3 separate regions of the Homo sapiens genome follow, and regions 2 and 3 are each linked to region 1. A link is a loop called in an ENCODE intact Hi-C map of the cell type or tissue named here. Cell type or tissue: CD4-positive, alpha-beta T cell. All regions are shown on one strand.

The links. Hi-C counts contacts between places; a loop is a spot of excess contacts. Peaks named below come from ENCODE experiments on the same cell type or tissue, not always from the same donor. Only the 100,000 strongest peaks of a DNase experiment are listed, where the experiment ranks them.
Region 2: a loop joins it to region 1, with 5 times the contacts of the local background. A loop is called at or near these places in 43 of 110 quality-filtered maps.
Region 3: a loop joins it to region 1, with 7 times the contacts of the local background. A loop is called at or near these places in 105 of 110 quality-filtered maps.

What each region holds. Positions count from the first base shown.
Region 1 is chr11:75,138,446-75,143,445 of GRCh38, reverse strand. LOC107984358 (a long non-coding RNA gene) reads left to right here and starts at 3,320. Exons shown (of 3, transcript XR_001748297.2): 1 at 3,320-3,361. RefSeq lists an enhancer at 1-854. In CD4-positive, alpha-beta T cell, CTCF peaks have their summits at 2,509 and 2,710 (motif pointing left); DNase peaks (open chromatin) are centred at 155 and 2,715; H3K27ac peaks cover 924 bases.
Region 2 is chr11:74,927,515-74,932,514 of GRCh38, reverse strand. XRRA1 (X-ray radiation resistance associated 1) reads left to right here. Exons shown (of 19, transcript NM_001378157.1): 6 at 2,143-2,215. LOC107984352 (a long non-coding RNA gene) reads right to left here and starts at 1,394. Exons shown (of 3, transcript XR_001748295.2): 1 at 1-1,394. In CD4-positive, alpha-beta T cell, CTCF peaks have their summits at 2,378 and 2,594 (motif pointing left); a DNase peak (open chromatin) is centred at 2,584.
Region 3 is chr11:75,246,788-75,251,787 of GRCh38, reverse strand. No RefSeq gene overlaps it. Among named protein-coding and RNA genes, the nearest start is that of TPBGL, 8.5 kb to the right of the region's middle. In CD4-positive, alpha-beta T cell, CTCF peaks have their summits at 2,753 and 2,958 (motif pointing right); a DNase peak (open chromatin) is centred at 2,967.

The sequences.
Region 1 (5,000 bases):
ACCCACAGCCTACCGCTGCCCGGCTTCATTTCTGTGGCTCGGGCAGATTTTCTGAGAGCTGCTGGGGAAGCATGCCGCCCATCTCATCTGGGAAGATGAGTCACTTCCTCTGCTGCTGGGTTATGAGCCTAGGGATGGGGAAGGCAGGAAGCAGAACACAAGCAGCTGCTTCTCAGCTGGGCGGGGCCTCCGCAGTGGCTCACATAAGAACCACGTGGCAAGGTGGATTCTCTCTGGTGTCTGGACCAGGGTAGGACACCCTAACTTGCCTGTGTGCCAGCTCTCTCAGGAGGGGCTGGAGCAGGCTAACTTGCTTCCATCAGTGTTGCTTATTCAGAGCACAACAGTTTGCGTTTTGCTTGATTCTCTCCTTTTCACATCATGCTCCCAACACATCATCCGCCCCCCACATTCTGTGCACACACTTCCAAGATTCACTCACTCCAACTGTTCCTGGCATGCGCGTCTAAAATCATCTCACCTTCCAAGTGGCACTGTCCTCATTTAAATGCATGTCTTTTTTTTGTCCCCTAGGTGGAACTAGGGGAGAGACCAGGCCTCAGGCCTCCCTGATGGATCCTGGTTTCTGGCCTGCTCTCTGGCCAGGGGAGCAAGTGGATCTCTCCAGCAAACAAGCTGAATGGTGGTGTCAGAATCAGAGCTGGGTCCAGACAGGACGCTTAGAGGGCCACAGAATCTCCTCCTAAGAGTCCTTCAGCTGGGGACTCTAGTCTTTTCAGTTAAAGACATCAACCATCCTCCAGAAAGAGCCAGCGGTGGCAAGCAGTTAGCTTAAGCAAACCAGTCAAGTCTTTGGAGTAGCTTAGGCTGGAACTCGGCCAACATTAGTTGTGTGGCATGGGGCAGATACTTCATTTTTCTAAGCCTCAGTTTCTTCTTCAAAATGGATGCAATGATCATGACTAACACTCATTATTTGCCAAGCACTGTTCTAAGCACTTGTATCAGCTCAGTTAATGCTCCAAACAACCTATTATAATCCCCAATTTACAGATGAGGAAACTGAGGTACAGAGAGACCTGCCAAGGTCACACAGTTGGTAAGAGGCAGATCAGGATCTTAACCTAGACAATCTGGCCCCAGAGTCCAAGCCCCTAACCATGGCACTTAACCGTCTCAGAGGGCAAATTTGAGGACTCAGTCATTATCCACTGGTCCCTAAGCCATGAGGTTGAATACAGAATGATCCAAGTACTAAGCTGCTGCCTTTGACTGACCCTGGGCATTTTACTTTCCTTGTCAAATCTCAGGTTTCCCTCCTACAACAGGAGGGGCTTGAACCCCAGCTCCGGCTCAGCAGAGAGCTCACCATTTGCCTGGAAACCTGCCCCTCCCTGGTCCCTGTTCTGAGCCCCTCCCATCTCCTCAGAGTCAGCCCCCATCCCTGCAGCCTGTGTGGCAACTCTGCCTTCATATTTCTGTCTGTCTTATTCCCTCTTCTCCCTAAATTCAAAGACCACTCCTTGTTCCTGTAGAACCCTTGCACAGCCTCCTTAATCATCTGTGACTCCCGTCTCCCTAGTTCTAATCCATCCTCCACATTCTACTGGAGCCATCTTTCCAAACACTAATCTTTTTTTTAGACAGGATCTTACTCTGTCATTCAGGCTGGAGTGCAGTGGTGCCATCCTAGCTCACTGTAGCCTCAAACAAGCAATCCTCCCACCTCAAGCTTTCCAAGTAGCCGGGACCACAGGCATGCACCACCATGCACAGCTAATTTTTTTTATTTTTATTTTTGTAGAGACAGAGTCTTGCTATGTTGCCCAGGCTGGTCTCAGACTCCTGGGCTAAAGTGATCCTCCCACCATGGCCTCCCAAAGTGCTGGGATTACAGGTGTGAGACACCTTGCCCAGCTCCCAACCCTAATCTTATTGTGCCCAGCCATTCTCCTCAGAGCAAAGCCTATTTCTTAGCCTAACATTTGCTGCTCATCACCACACACCTATAACCTACCTTTTGCACTTTCATCCCTGGCGCCTGCATATGCACAGTTCCCTCAGCTCAAATGCCCTTCCTGCCTTTTACCACTGGATAAGCACAGATCCATCCTTCACCTGATAAGGACGACCTCCAATCCCTCCCAGCACCACCCAAGTGTTCCCTGCTTCCTCCTGAAAGAATACACACGTGCTCACAGTCATACCCTAGTTCTCCACGTGTCCTTGGCTGACCAGCATCGAGCAGGCTGGCCATTCACTCGAGGAGCTTCCCATCAGCCAGTTCCTCTGCCTGCAGCCTTCCTCCTGTTCACTCATCTGAGCTGCTCCAATGCTCCAATGCAAATGGAGTTTTTCTTCCCCTTCTCAGACACTGGACTAAGAATGGGGGCAACCCAGGGTCACCTGTCACAGGACTGGCATAATCCAAAAGAGAAACTGAGTGCAAGAGTCTCAGGCTTTGCAGGGTGAGAAACCTCAGAGGGGAAGGCATCCAGCGGGTGGAATCTCTGTGGCTGTGGTGGCGATTGCACTGAGGCACCTGATGATTTGCAAAGAGCTCTCACATAGAGTAGCTCACTAAACCTCACTCGAGCCAATGTTGCCATTATTATTACCCCCATTCCCAAAGAGGAAACAGAGGCAGAGAGAAGTGAAGTCATGCGCGCCCAAGGACACACAGGTGGTACGTGGAACTGAGATTTGAGACCAGGTGCGTTTGGCCCCCAAAGCTGATGCCCTTGCGCTGGGGCCACACTGCCCCCTGGTGGCAGCGAGGATGGTGGCGGTGATGAGTATGCCGGAGGCCCAGCACTGGGGACACATTCTGGACTCTCCTACCCTGAGCTCCATGGCCTCCTCTGCATGGTCGGTAAGGTGGCCCAGGTTCTCTCTGGACATATTCATAACCTCCCTTTGGCACTTTCCTTTTCCAGCCTCTCGCGTCTGTCGGAGCCTCGCACACCTGGGGGAGTGAGGGCGGTAGGGGCCAGACAGAGAGACAGAGCTCCACCGTTCCCAGTGTTTCCAGGGCAGAGCAGCGCCAGGACAGGGCACAGGCAGCCAGCCTCTGGTTTAGGGGGAACTTCAAGGGTTGGGCTATTTTTTTGTTCTTAGCTTAAAAGTATTCCTGAAATACACGGGCTCCTGCTGAAGACATTTCCGTGCCTCTCCGATTTCTGTGGAGGGAGACAGTGGATGGACTGTGAGTGTCTGGACTTCCCCATGGTCCCAGGAGAGGGACAGTGGCTTGTGCAACCTGGATGAAATGTTTATGACGTCTGCTTGTGACTGTTACCTCTTCTCAACCTGCACTACACCAGCTCAGAGCTTGCACTTAAGAAATACCTGATGATGAGGCCGGGCATGGTGGCTCACGCCAGCACTTTGGGAGGCCGAGGTGAGTGGATCACGAGGTCAGGAGTTCAAGATCAGCCTGGTCAAGGTGGCAAAACCCCGTCTCTACTAAAAATACAAAAAAAAAAAAAAAAAAAAAAAAAAAAAAGCCAGGCGTGGCGGCAGGTGCCTGTAATCCCAGCTACTCAGGAGTCTGAGGCAGAGAATTGCTTGAACCTGGGAGGCGGAGGTTGCAGTGAGCAGAGATTGCACTACTGCACTCCAGCCTGGGCGACAGAGCAAGACTCCATCTCAAAAAAAAAAAAAAAAAAGAAAAAAAAAAAAGAAATACCTGATTATCAATCCTCCATTTTGCAGAAGAGAAAACAGATTCTCAGAGAGCTAAATGCCAGGCTTGAATCCAAATTAGTCTGGCACCAAGATCGGAGCATTTAACCACTATACTGCCTCCCAGTCCCGTTCAATGGGGAACAAACACTTCTACAGTCTCAATATCTTCACAAAATTCTCCTACCACTCCAGTCTTAAGTGAGGATAGGCCGTCCCCCTGCAGCGCCAGATCTGCACACTGACCTTTACTGCACTCTTTCTACTCTCTTGTCTCCCACTCCCACTGGGAGCCCAGACACTGGCTTCAGAAGCTCTCCTCCTCCTCCTCTATTGACCATCCTCTTCATCCTCTCACTCTCTACTGGCTGCTTCCTACCCACGAATTGTGGGAAATATGCTAAAATATCTCCAATTTTTAAAGTACAACAAAATTCCCCCTGATTTCTTGCTATGGTCTGAATGTTTGTGACCTTCAAAATCCATATGTTAAATCTTGGCCAGGTGTGGTGGCTCACACCTGTAACCCCAGTGTTTTAGGAGGCCATGGTGCGAGAACTGCTTGAGGCCCAGAGTTCAAGACCAGCCTGTGCAGCATAGTGAGACTCTGTCTCTACAGAAATGGAAAACACTAGCCGGGCATAGTGGCATGTGCCTGTAATCCCAGCTATATGGGAGGCTGAGGCGGGAAGATCACTTAACCCCAGGAGTTTGAGGCAGTGAGCTATGATGGTGCTACTGCGCTCCAGCCAGTGCAACAGAGTGAGACCCTGTATCTAAAAAAAAAAAAAAAATGAATGCATGAGTGAATAAATAAATTAAAATTTAAAAGGTCAGGCATGGTCTCAGCTCCCAGCTACTTGGGAGGCTAAGGCAGGAGGATTGTTTGAGGCCAGGGGTTCAAGACAAGCCTGGGCCACATAGCAAGATACTGTCTCTACAAAAAAAATTTTCTTTTTTTTAATAAAGCAAACCTAACCTCTAGGGTGATGGTGTTTAATGGTGGGGCCTTTGGGAAGTGATTAGTTTGTAAGGGTAAAGCCCTCTTGAATGAGATTACATCCCTTATAAAAGAGGCCTGAGAGAGCTTGTTGGTCCCTTCCACCATGTGAGGACACAGCTAGAAAGTGCCATCTATGAAGCAGAGAGCAGCCCTCACCAGACACTGGATCCACTGGCACCTTGATCTTGGACTTCCCAGCCTCCAGAACTGTGAGCAATAAATTTCTGTTGTTTACAAATGACCCAGTTTAAGGTATTTTGTTATAAAACCCTGAACTGCCTAGGACACATCTCATCAGCCTCCAACCATCCACATCTCTTTTCAGCTAAACATCTTGAAGATGTTATCTATT
Region 2 (5,000 bases), 210 kb after region 1:
TGGAGGGTACAGAGGTGGCTCAGACACTGCCTGCCCTCTGGAGCATATAGTCCAGTAGAGAGGGAGGAGGCTGGGCTTAGATGGATATGGAGTTAGACAGGACTAGCTAATGCAGTCAATGAGGGAAACACGAGGGTGCGAAATATGACCTCAGAGGACAGGCCCCTGACTCAGCCTTACACAGGAAACACACCCTGGAGAGGGTGGTAGCTTAGCTGAGACCCACGGGATGAGTGGATGCTTGCTAGCTTTGTGGTTAAACCATAAAGGAAAATATCTATGAAATTTAATTAAAAATATCTATCTAACAAAAGTTACCACAAACAAAGGTAAAAGATAAGCTGAGACTGGGAGAAGATATTAGCAAGTAATATAACCAAAAAGTATTGGGATCCAGAATGTGTCAAGAGCTCCTACAAAACAATAGGAAGAAAGAGAAACCCAGTAGAAAAATAGACAACAGATAAATATGTTAGTATACAGAAGAGGAACTTGAAAGGCCAATAAATATAGAAAAAGATATTCAGCCTCATAAATAATCAGGAAAATGCAGTGCCATTTTACAATAATCAGACTGGCAAAAATTAGTTTTATAATGCCAATTGCAAGGATTTAAAGAAATAGGACTTCTCATACACTGCAGGTAGGACTGTAAATTGTTTTAACTACTTTGGAGAACAATGTGCTACCATCTCATAAAGCTGTGTATTCCCCACAGCTTGATAGGAGCATATCATTAAAGAAACTCTTATGAATAGGAGGTGTGTATAAGAATATTAATTACATAATTGTTTGTAATAAAATTTAGAAACAGACTAAATGAGAATGAATAAACTTGCAATATATTCAAACAATGGAATACTATACAGGAATTAAAATGGTTGAACTAGGGCTAGGCGTGGTGGCTCATGCCTGTAATCCTAGCACTTTGGGAGGCTGAGGTAGGAGGATCACTTGAGGTCAGGAGTTTGAGACTAGCCTGGACAACATGGTGAAACCTTGTCCCTACTAAAAATAAAAAAATTAACTGGGCATGGTGGCAGACACCTGTAATCCCACCTACTCAGGAGGCTGAGGCAGGAGAATCACTTGAACCCAGAAGGTGGAGGTTGCGGTGAGCCAAGATTGTGCCATTGCACTCCAGCCTGAGTGACAGAGCGAGACTTTGTCTCAAAAAAAAAAAAAAAATTGAACTAGAACTACAACTGTCAACATATGTAAATTTCAAAAGCAGCATATATCGACACAGGTAATTCTCAAAAACAGTGTTGAGTGAAAAGGCAGGTTGCAGAATGATACCTAAAATATTGTTGCATTTAACGTAAAGTTTTACTACCTGTATCTAGCATTATATATAGTTGATACACACACACACACACACACGTATAAGCATAAAAAAAGATATGGGAGCTGGGTGCAGTGGCTCACGCCTGTAATCCTAGCACTTTGGGAGGCTGAGGCAGGCGGATTACTTGAGCGCAGCAGTTCGAGACCAGCCTGGGCATCATGGCAAAACCCCATCTCAGCTAAAAATACAAAAAAATTAGCCAGTCTTGGTGGCGTGTGCCTGCAGTCCTAGATACTCAAGAGGCTGAGGTGGAAGGATCACCCGAGCTGGGGAAGTTGAGGCTGCAGTGAGCCAAGATTGTGTCACTGCACTCCAATCTGGGCAATGGAAGTGAGACCCTGTCTCAAAAACAAACAAACAAACACACAAAAACTATTGAGTATGGGAATGATAGTCTCCAATTCAGGATAGCTGTTATGGGATTAGTGAGGGGATACATGGACAGGGGTGGTAATGGTGGTGGTTCACCCTATATAATATTTTCTTTAAGGAAATTTATTTAAAGCAAAGACAGCAAAATATTCAGCTGTATTAAATACTTACCTCTGGATAGTGGTTATATGGGTCTTCAGAGTGTCATTCCGTATACTTTTCTGTACATTTGAAATGTTTCATAGTGGAAAAAAAGCAGGAAAACCCTTACAGCACTCAAGTGTCTGCTCCTGTGCTAGGGATGTCCCTTATTCCTTTAGGTCTTTGTTTCTTCTGACAGTGGCCCTGAAGCTTCAGCAAGGCTTCTAGGCAGGGAACTAATCTTGTGGATTTTTTTTTTTTTCTGAAATGCTTTCCTACAGGCCAAGGAAAATGACTTCAAGCATTTTCATTCTGTGATTTATATCAATGCCTCAGAAAACCTGCTGCCTCTAGGTAAGCTTTTTCTTTCTTGAAAGCTCTCTTCCTCCTCTTAGCCAGCACAGCCATTCACGTGTGTTAGGATTTGTCTGTCCAACCATCTATGATTGGCCACACATCTCTTTTTTGGAGTACAATAGGCTGGGTGCTGGAGAGCACAAAGACCTCGATTCCAGTCCTGCTCTGGCGCTACCTACTTAGAACATTTTTCTGTGATCTTCTACTTCTCTATCTGTCAATGGAGATAATTCCCTTCTTTTTTTCCTCCCCTTGCAGGATACCTTGCAGGCTCATATGAGATGGGTGTATAAAAATGTTTCTAAGCCTGTAAAGTACTCCTGTAGGAGCATAAAGCCTTCTTATTCAGCAAGTCCACAGCGACCCCTGCTGGATATTAGGACTGTGTGAATACTTGGCTTTTAGAAATGAGTGCATACAGTCCTGCTCTGGTGAGCTCATGGTTTGGTGAGAGAGATGGACTCAGATACAGATAGTTAGGTCAGGATGAGGGGAGAGCAGTGAAAGAGAGAATCAGGAAATACTATGCAAGCATATACGTGGGACTTCAAGCCAGGCCAGAGTGTCAGGAGGAACTGAGAAGAGGAGCACCTAAGCTGAGACCAGAAAAATGAATAGGAGTGATTCAGGAACTAGAAGGTAAGAAGGCATTTCCGGCTGCTGGAGCAGATGTGGAATGGCATTGTCTGATCAGGAAGACTGAAGAGGTTTTGTATGCTTGCAAGGGAAGCATGTGGGGGACAATTGAAACTAGACAGATTGGCAGCGACTGGATTATCAAGGACCGGGAGTGAATTGGACTTAATGCTGCAGGCAAAAGAGAGTCTTGGAAGGGTTTTAAATAGAGAAGCTCAGTGGCAGCTGTGAGGAGAGTGGATTATAAGAGAAGAAGAAGGTGGAGGCCAGGAAACCTGGGAGATTATTTCAGGTTTTCAGGGGAGGGGAGATGAGGCCTGAGCCAGGATTGTGACAAGAAGGGTGCAGAGGATTGAGAGAGAGAGAGACAGACAGAGATTTAGGAGGAGTAGAAACCACAGGACTTGGTAGTTGATAGACTGATAGGGATGTAGGGAGAGGGAGGAATCAAGGGGCATTTCATTGAGATAGGGCACATTAGAGAAAAGGCAAGTCAGAGGGAAATAGGATAAGTTCAGTTTTGTTGCATTGAGTTTGAAGATTGTTTTCAAAGAAGCATATGATGAGGTCCCTGCCCTTTAGGAGACAGGGTGGTCTGTCAGGAGCTTGGGCTGGAAATACAAAGGCCAATAGGTATATGAAAAGGTGTTCAACCTCACTAATAATTACAGTGGATCAAGATACTGTTTTCTGCCTGTCAAATATTGGCAGGAGTGAAAAGGGCTGATGACAGCCAGCATTGGTAGGGAGATGGATACTCTTGCATTGAACTGTGGAAGTATAGTCATTGGTGTAGCATCTTGGAGGTAATTTGGTAATGTTTCTTAAAATTTAAAGTAGTCATTGCCTTTAATCTAGTAGCTTTACTTCCAGGAAATTATTCTATAGTAACACACTCGTACAAGGCTGTTCATTGGAAACATCCAGAAATATTCACAAAGCAGCCTTTATTAGGTTCTACTGAACATTCTGACTTACAAGACTACCATATTTAACATCAGGTTCACTTAGAAGGCTCTAAGTAATTCCACACAGAATGCCAGTACAACAGCATCAGGAGTTTCTCTTCAATGGAGTTCCCAAAGCCATCCATGAGGCATTCTTTGTGCCCCTCCATCTGGCCCCCAGTGTCAGCTCAGGTACAAGACAGTGAGACTGTCATTGGGTGGATGCAAAAGCCACCCTGGCTTAGAAATCTCATTCCTCACAGGAGCCAATATACATTGTAACACGTATAGGCATAGCTCCTAGAGTTTCTGCAAAGGATATATCCAATTATAGGAATCACTACACACAGGGAAGCCCAAAATTATGGTGCCCCCTTCAGGTGTTTATCATTCATTTATAGTTTCTCCTAGCCCAGATGTAATTTGCCAACCTAGGGTGATTTTTACCGCAAGTGATACTGCCTGGAAATGCAGTTACTGTATCATTGGTTTCAGGTTACCAGAGGAACAAGGCTAGAAAAAGTTCAGTTCTCATTCAAAGAGAGAAACATTTATTCATATAGTTTCTTACCTTTTATTCATATAGCCTAAAGGCTACCAATGGGGAAATGGATTAGTAAACTAGGATATATCTATACTGTAGAACATCAGAAGACATTAGGCATATCTATATGTTTTGACATGGAATAATCTTTAAGTTACATTGTTAAGGGAAAAAGCAAGTCAGTACAGTGTGTACAGTATGACTCTATTTTTGTTAAAAGAGGTATGTATTTTGATATATACATGAGAAAAAGTTGAGTGCTATATATGGAACTTTTAATACTTGTCTCTGGATGTTGGGATTAAACAGAACTTTTTATTTTTCTGTGATGTTTGACTGTTTTTCTTAGTTGTGTTTTAATTTTTGTAATCAGGATTAATAAAGATAATTTTTAAAATGGGCTTTGCTGTTGAGCAGACTTAGATTCAATTCTTGGCTCTTTCACTTACCAGCAATTCCATTCTGGCAAATCACTTAGCTTGGCTGAGCCTTAGTCAGCCATAGAATGGAAGTAGTAATCCCTATTTTTCTGGGTTGTTAGAGATTTAGAGGCCATGTATGTAAAGTACCTTATACAGTGCCTGGCCTAACCCAGTAGGGACACAGTAAATGGTAATTATTAATATCTTTCTCTTAAGTCCTTTACAAGCTGCAG
Region 3 (5,000 bases), 110 kb before region 1:
TACAGTGGCTATATTCATAGTTGTCAAAAACTGGAAACCACCCAAATGCTCTTCAGCTATTGAATGGATAAATGATTGTACAACCATATGATGGAATACTACGCAGCAATAAAAATGAACAAACTATAATGATACCTACAACATGGATGAGTTTCTACTGCATTATGCTAAGTGAAAGAAGTCAGATTTAAAAGGACAAACATGTATGATTCTACTTATATGACACTGTGTCAAAGGTAAAACGATGGAGACAGAAAACAAAGCAGTAGTTGCCAATGGCTGGACTTGGGGGGAGGGCTGCTATGAAGAGGGATTTTGGGGGGCAATGGAACACTCTATATCTTAATTGTCAAAACTCATAGAACTGTATGCCAAAAAGAGTGGACTTTGTATAAATTTCAATAAAAAGAAATGGAGCAATTTACAGCTCACAACTGCAAACGATATTTACTGGGCATGTACCATTTGTTGGGGCTTCTGCTGGCCCTGAAGACACTAAGATTAAATGAGACAATCCTGGCTGGGTGCAGTGGCTCATTCCTGTAATCCCAGCACTTTGGGAGGCGGAGGTGGGCGGATCACTTGAGGCCAGGAGTTCGAGACCAGCCTTGCCAACAAGGTGAAACCCTGTCTCTACTAAAAATACAAAAATTAGCTGGGCATGGTGGTGGGCGCCTGTAATCCCAGCTACTCTGGAAGCTGAGTCATGAGAATCTCTTAAATCGGGGAGGTGGAGGTTCCAGTGAGCCGAGATTGCGCCACTGCACTCCAGCCTGGGCGATAGAGCGAGACTCAGTCTCAGAAAAAAAAAAAAAAAAAAAAAAAAAAGACAATCCCTTCAGTCAAATTGCTTACAGATTAATTGGGGGATAAGGCATGATGCTAAAGGTTTGGAATTGCTGATGAGGAGTATTGCAGAGGGGGCCTGTTGTGTAGTCACAGCGTGCCATGAGAGCACCTAAGGAGAGGTCTCACATTTAGCCAGAGTGGCCAAGATGAGAAATAGGCAGCTTCCAAGAGGACGAAATGCTTGAACTGAGTTTTTGTTTTTTGTTATTTGTTTTTTGTTTTTTGAGACGGAGTCTCACTCTGTAGCCCAGGATGGAGTGCAGTGGCACAATCTCTGCTCACTGCAACCTCCACCTCCCGGGTTCAAGTGATTCTTCTGCTGAGTAGCTGGGACTACAGGCACACACCCACCATGCCCAGCCAATTTTTGTATTTTTAGTAGAGTCGGGGTTTCACCATGTTGGCCAGGCTGGTCTCGAACTCCTGACCTTAGATGATCCGCTCACCTCGGCCTCCCAAAGTGCTGGGATTACAGGTGTGAGCCACCCCACCTGGTCTTGAACTGAGTTTTTAAGGGTAAAAAGGGAATTAGGTAGGCAAGGAGGGGCTACAGACCTTCCAGGTAGAAGAAACAGCACACAGGGAGGCTCAGGGTGAGACAAGCTGGGGCCTTCAGGCAACTATAACCACATTGGAGTGACAAGAGTGAAGGGAGCTGGAAAAGCTGGCAGGAGATTTGATTAGTGGGTGGAAGTTACAGATAATCAGTTAAAAAAAAAAAAAAGCTTTTTGTTTGTTTGTTTGTTTGTTTGTTTTTTGTAGAGATGAGTTCTTGCTATATCGCCTAGCCTGGTCTCCAACACCTGTCCTCTGATCCTTCTGCTTCAGTCTCCCAAAGTGTTGGGATTACATGTGTGAGCCACTCACTGCACCTGGCCTCAAAGATCTTTGTTTTTATCCAGAAGACAGTGGGACAGGTTTTAGGCAGAGTAAGGAGAGGGATCAGATTCACGCATTTTCACTGCAGTGTGGGCTGCAGTGTGGGACCAGAGAGGGGGGCTGCAGGCTGGGGGAACAGGGAGGAAGCTGGGGCAGGGATGCAGATGAGAGAAGTCCAAGCTGCGACCAGGTGGGGAATGAGTCTAAGGACAGTGTGGGGAGGTGTAGGAGTAGAGTGGCCAGAACTTGCCTTCCACCTGATGTTTGAGTATTTGGTCTCAGCACCTTTGTGCTCGCTGCTGCTTCTGCCTGGATTAACTTTTCCTAGATTCTCTGCATAGCTTGTTCCTTCCCATTCTTCAGGGTAGGTCGCCCTCAGAGGGGTCTTTCATGACTTACCCCACTCAAAGGAGACCTCTCCTTGTCACTCACTCTCACATTACCCTGCTTATTTCCCTCATAAGTATCGTGCTTGTTTATGGTCTAAATAAGAAGAGGGCTCTGGAGCAGAGCCTGAGTTCTAAGCCTAACTTGGCCTCTTATTAGGAGTGTGATCTTGAGCAAATTATTCATCTCTACGTGCCTTAGTTTCCTCATTTGTGAAGTAGGAATAAGAATAACTGCTTCACAGAATTGTCATCAGGACAAGATGGATTAATATATATAAAGTACCTAGAACAATCTCTGGCACATAGTAAATTCTGTATGTGTTAGTTTTTACTATTACTGTTTTATAAGGACAGAGATCTTATTGGTTTTCTTTCTTTTCTTTTTCTTTTTTCTTTTTTTGAGATGGGGTCTCACTCTGCTGCCCAGGCTGGGGTGCAGTGGCATGATCTCGGCTCACTGCAACCTCCACCTCCCAGGCTCATGCAATCCTCCCGTCTCAGCCTCCTAAGTAGGTGGGATTACAGGAGGGCGCCCCTGCGCCCAGCTATTTTTTGCATTTTTTGTAGAGACCGGGGTCTCGCCATGTTGCCCTAGGCTGGTCTCAAACTCCTGAGGTCAAGCAATCCGCCGGCCTCGACCTCCCGAAGTGCTGGGATTAGAGGCCTGAGCCACCACACCCGGCTCTAGTTTTCTTTAAAATTGTATCCTCATCTTCCTAGCACAGTGCTTGGCACACAGCAGGCACTTACATACTTGTTGGATTGTTGACTGAACGAAGAAAGGCACTTTCCCATCTCCACCAGCAGATGACGCATGTATACCAAGAAAAGTTAAAGCTGACTCGGCTCCCACACGGATCGGCCAATAGATGTCGCTGCAGCTCCCTGTGGGGAGGAACCAAGACTAAGCCAGTAGCAGGGGCTGCCCAAACAGAGCCCTGGACAAAGATCCCAAACGCAGGGCCAGAAGTTGTAATTGTATTAAAAAGCCAAAGTTAGCCAGGCGCGGTGGCTCATGCCTGTAATCCCAGCACTTTATGAGGTTGAGACGGGAGGACTGCTTGAGCCCAGCAGTACAAGGTTACAGTGAGCTATGATAACGCCACTGCATTCCCAGCCTGGGTGACAGAGGCCGACCTCATAAATAAATAAACAAATAAATCAGTGCCAAAGTTAAGAGGCTAAGACTAAATTGTGTTTTGCATGACCACATATTCTAAAACTGCATTTTCTTTCTGCTCGCTCACTTTGTAGACAACGGAGTCAGCCATCCTGGGATCTTATATAATCGAAACCCCAGTTTAATGATGGGGGGGTTGTGGGAGTCAAAGGAAGCACCCATTCAACGTGCAGAGGGGTAGGCCACAGAGTCCTGCGTGATGCTTCTTCCTCTGTGTTTTGTATTTCTGTGGGGGCAGGGGCTGGGAGAGCGTTCACAAATCTCTGTGCACCCTGACTGGGGACTTAAAGTGACTGGGTCTGGCCTCTGTCCTGTGGGAGCTTCTGGTCTGGTGCAGACAAGAGGCAAGGAAACCAGTCCGTAGAAAGAAAGCTCTGGGTGGTACAGCAGTAGGAGAAAGACAGCGGGGTCATAAAGACTGGGGGACTCCTGGGCTGTCTTGAGTGCTCCCTGTGTTGGGGAAGGCATCCTAGACAGAGGGTACTGTGTGAGCAAAGGCACAGGGCATGGAAGAGCTGGGCCCTATTACTAACATCCCCATAGTTTGGTGCAGCTGGAAAATAGGGTTCAAAGAAGGGGAGTGTATTCGTTATTTATTGCTGGTAGATTTGCTGGTCTTGTCTAGCAGTCTAGTACTTTTTCTTTTCTCTCCAGGTCTTGTCAAAAGTCATTGAAGTCCAGGGCCCAGCATCTTGGTACAGTCCTAGTTCTTCTTCTTCTTCTTCTTTTTTTTTGAGACAGACTTTTGCTCTTGTTGCTCAGGCTAGAGTGCAATGGCACAATCTCGGCTCACTGCAACCTCCCCTCCAGGGTTCAAGCGATTCTCTTGCCTCAGCCTCCCGAGTGGGCATGTGCCACCACGCCCAGCTAATTTTTTGTATTTTTAGTAAAGACGGGGTTTCACCATGTTGGTCAGGCTGGTCTTGAACTCCGGACCTCAGGTGATCCACCCACCTCGGCCTCCCAAAATGCTAGGATTACAGGCGTGAGCCACTGCACCCAGCCAGTCCTAGTTTATTCTTGCTCCAATGTAATGATTAATAGTGGCCCCTTTCACTCCCGAGTTTGCCAGCTTGGATGATCCCCTAAGTTAGGGGCCTCCCTGGGATCCCTGTGCTTCCATGATCACAGTGTCCTGTGTGTGTGGTCACCATCTTGATCGAGAACAGGAGCAGGATCTGGTTCATCCAGGTGAGCCTCATGCTCAGATGATAGAAGCTCAGGAAGAATGAGTTTAATGCCTGGGACCTCAGAGCCTGGAGGTCCAGACAAGCCCCTTTCTCCTCTCAGGGAGGGGAGACATAACTCCCAGCAGGGCCGCTGCCTGCAAGATGCTGGCATGGGGCTCCTGAGGCCTGTCCGGAGCCGCTGACAGAGGCTGAAGAGTCCTTCCAACCCTCTACGGCTCACTTTCTTATTTTCATCTTCAGGCTACCTCAGGCTTGGGACTGGCTCCTGGATGCACTGACAGGGTGGAGATAGCAAGTTAGGAGGCGGGGTGGCTCTGCCAGACGCTCAGACCCAGGGCAGAGCAGGGGTAGCCCTGGGGCATCCTGGGCTCGGGATCTGCTCCTGACAATCTGTGTGACCTGGACGAGCTCCTGCATACTCTTGGCCTCAGTTTCCCCACCCATCCAATGAAGGGTTAGTTGAGGGTCTGCATGGGCCTGGCCAGCTCCTGGCAAATCGCCCTGTGACAGTGC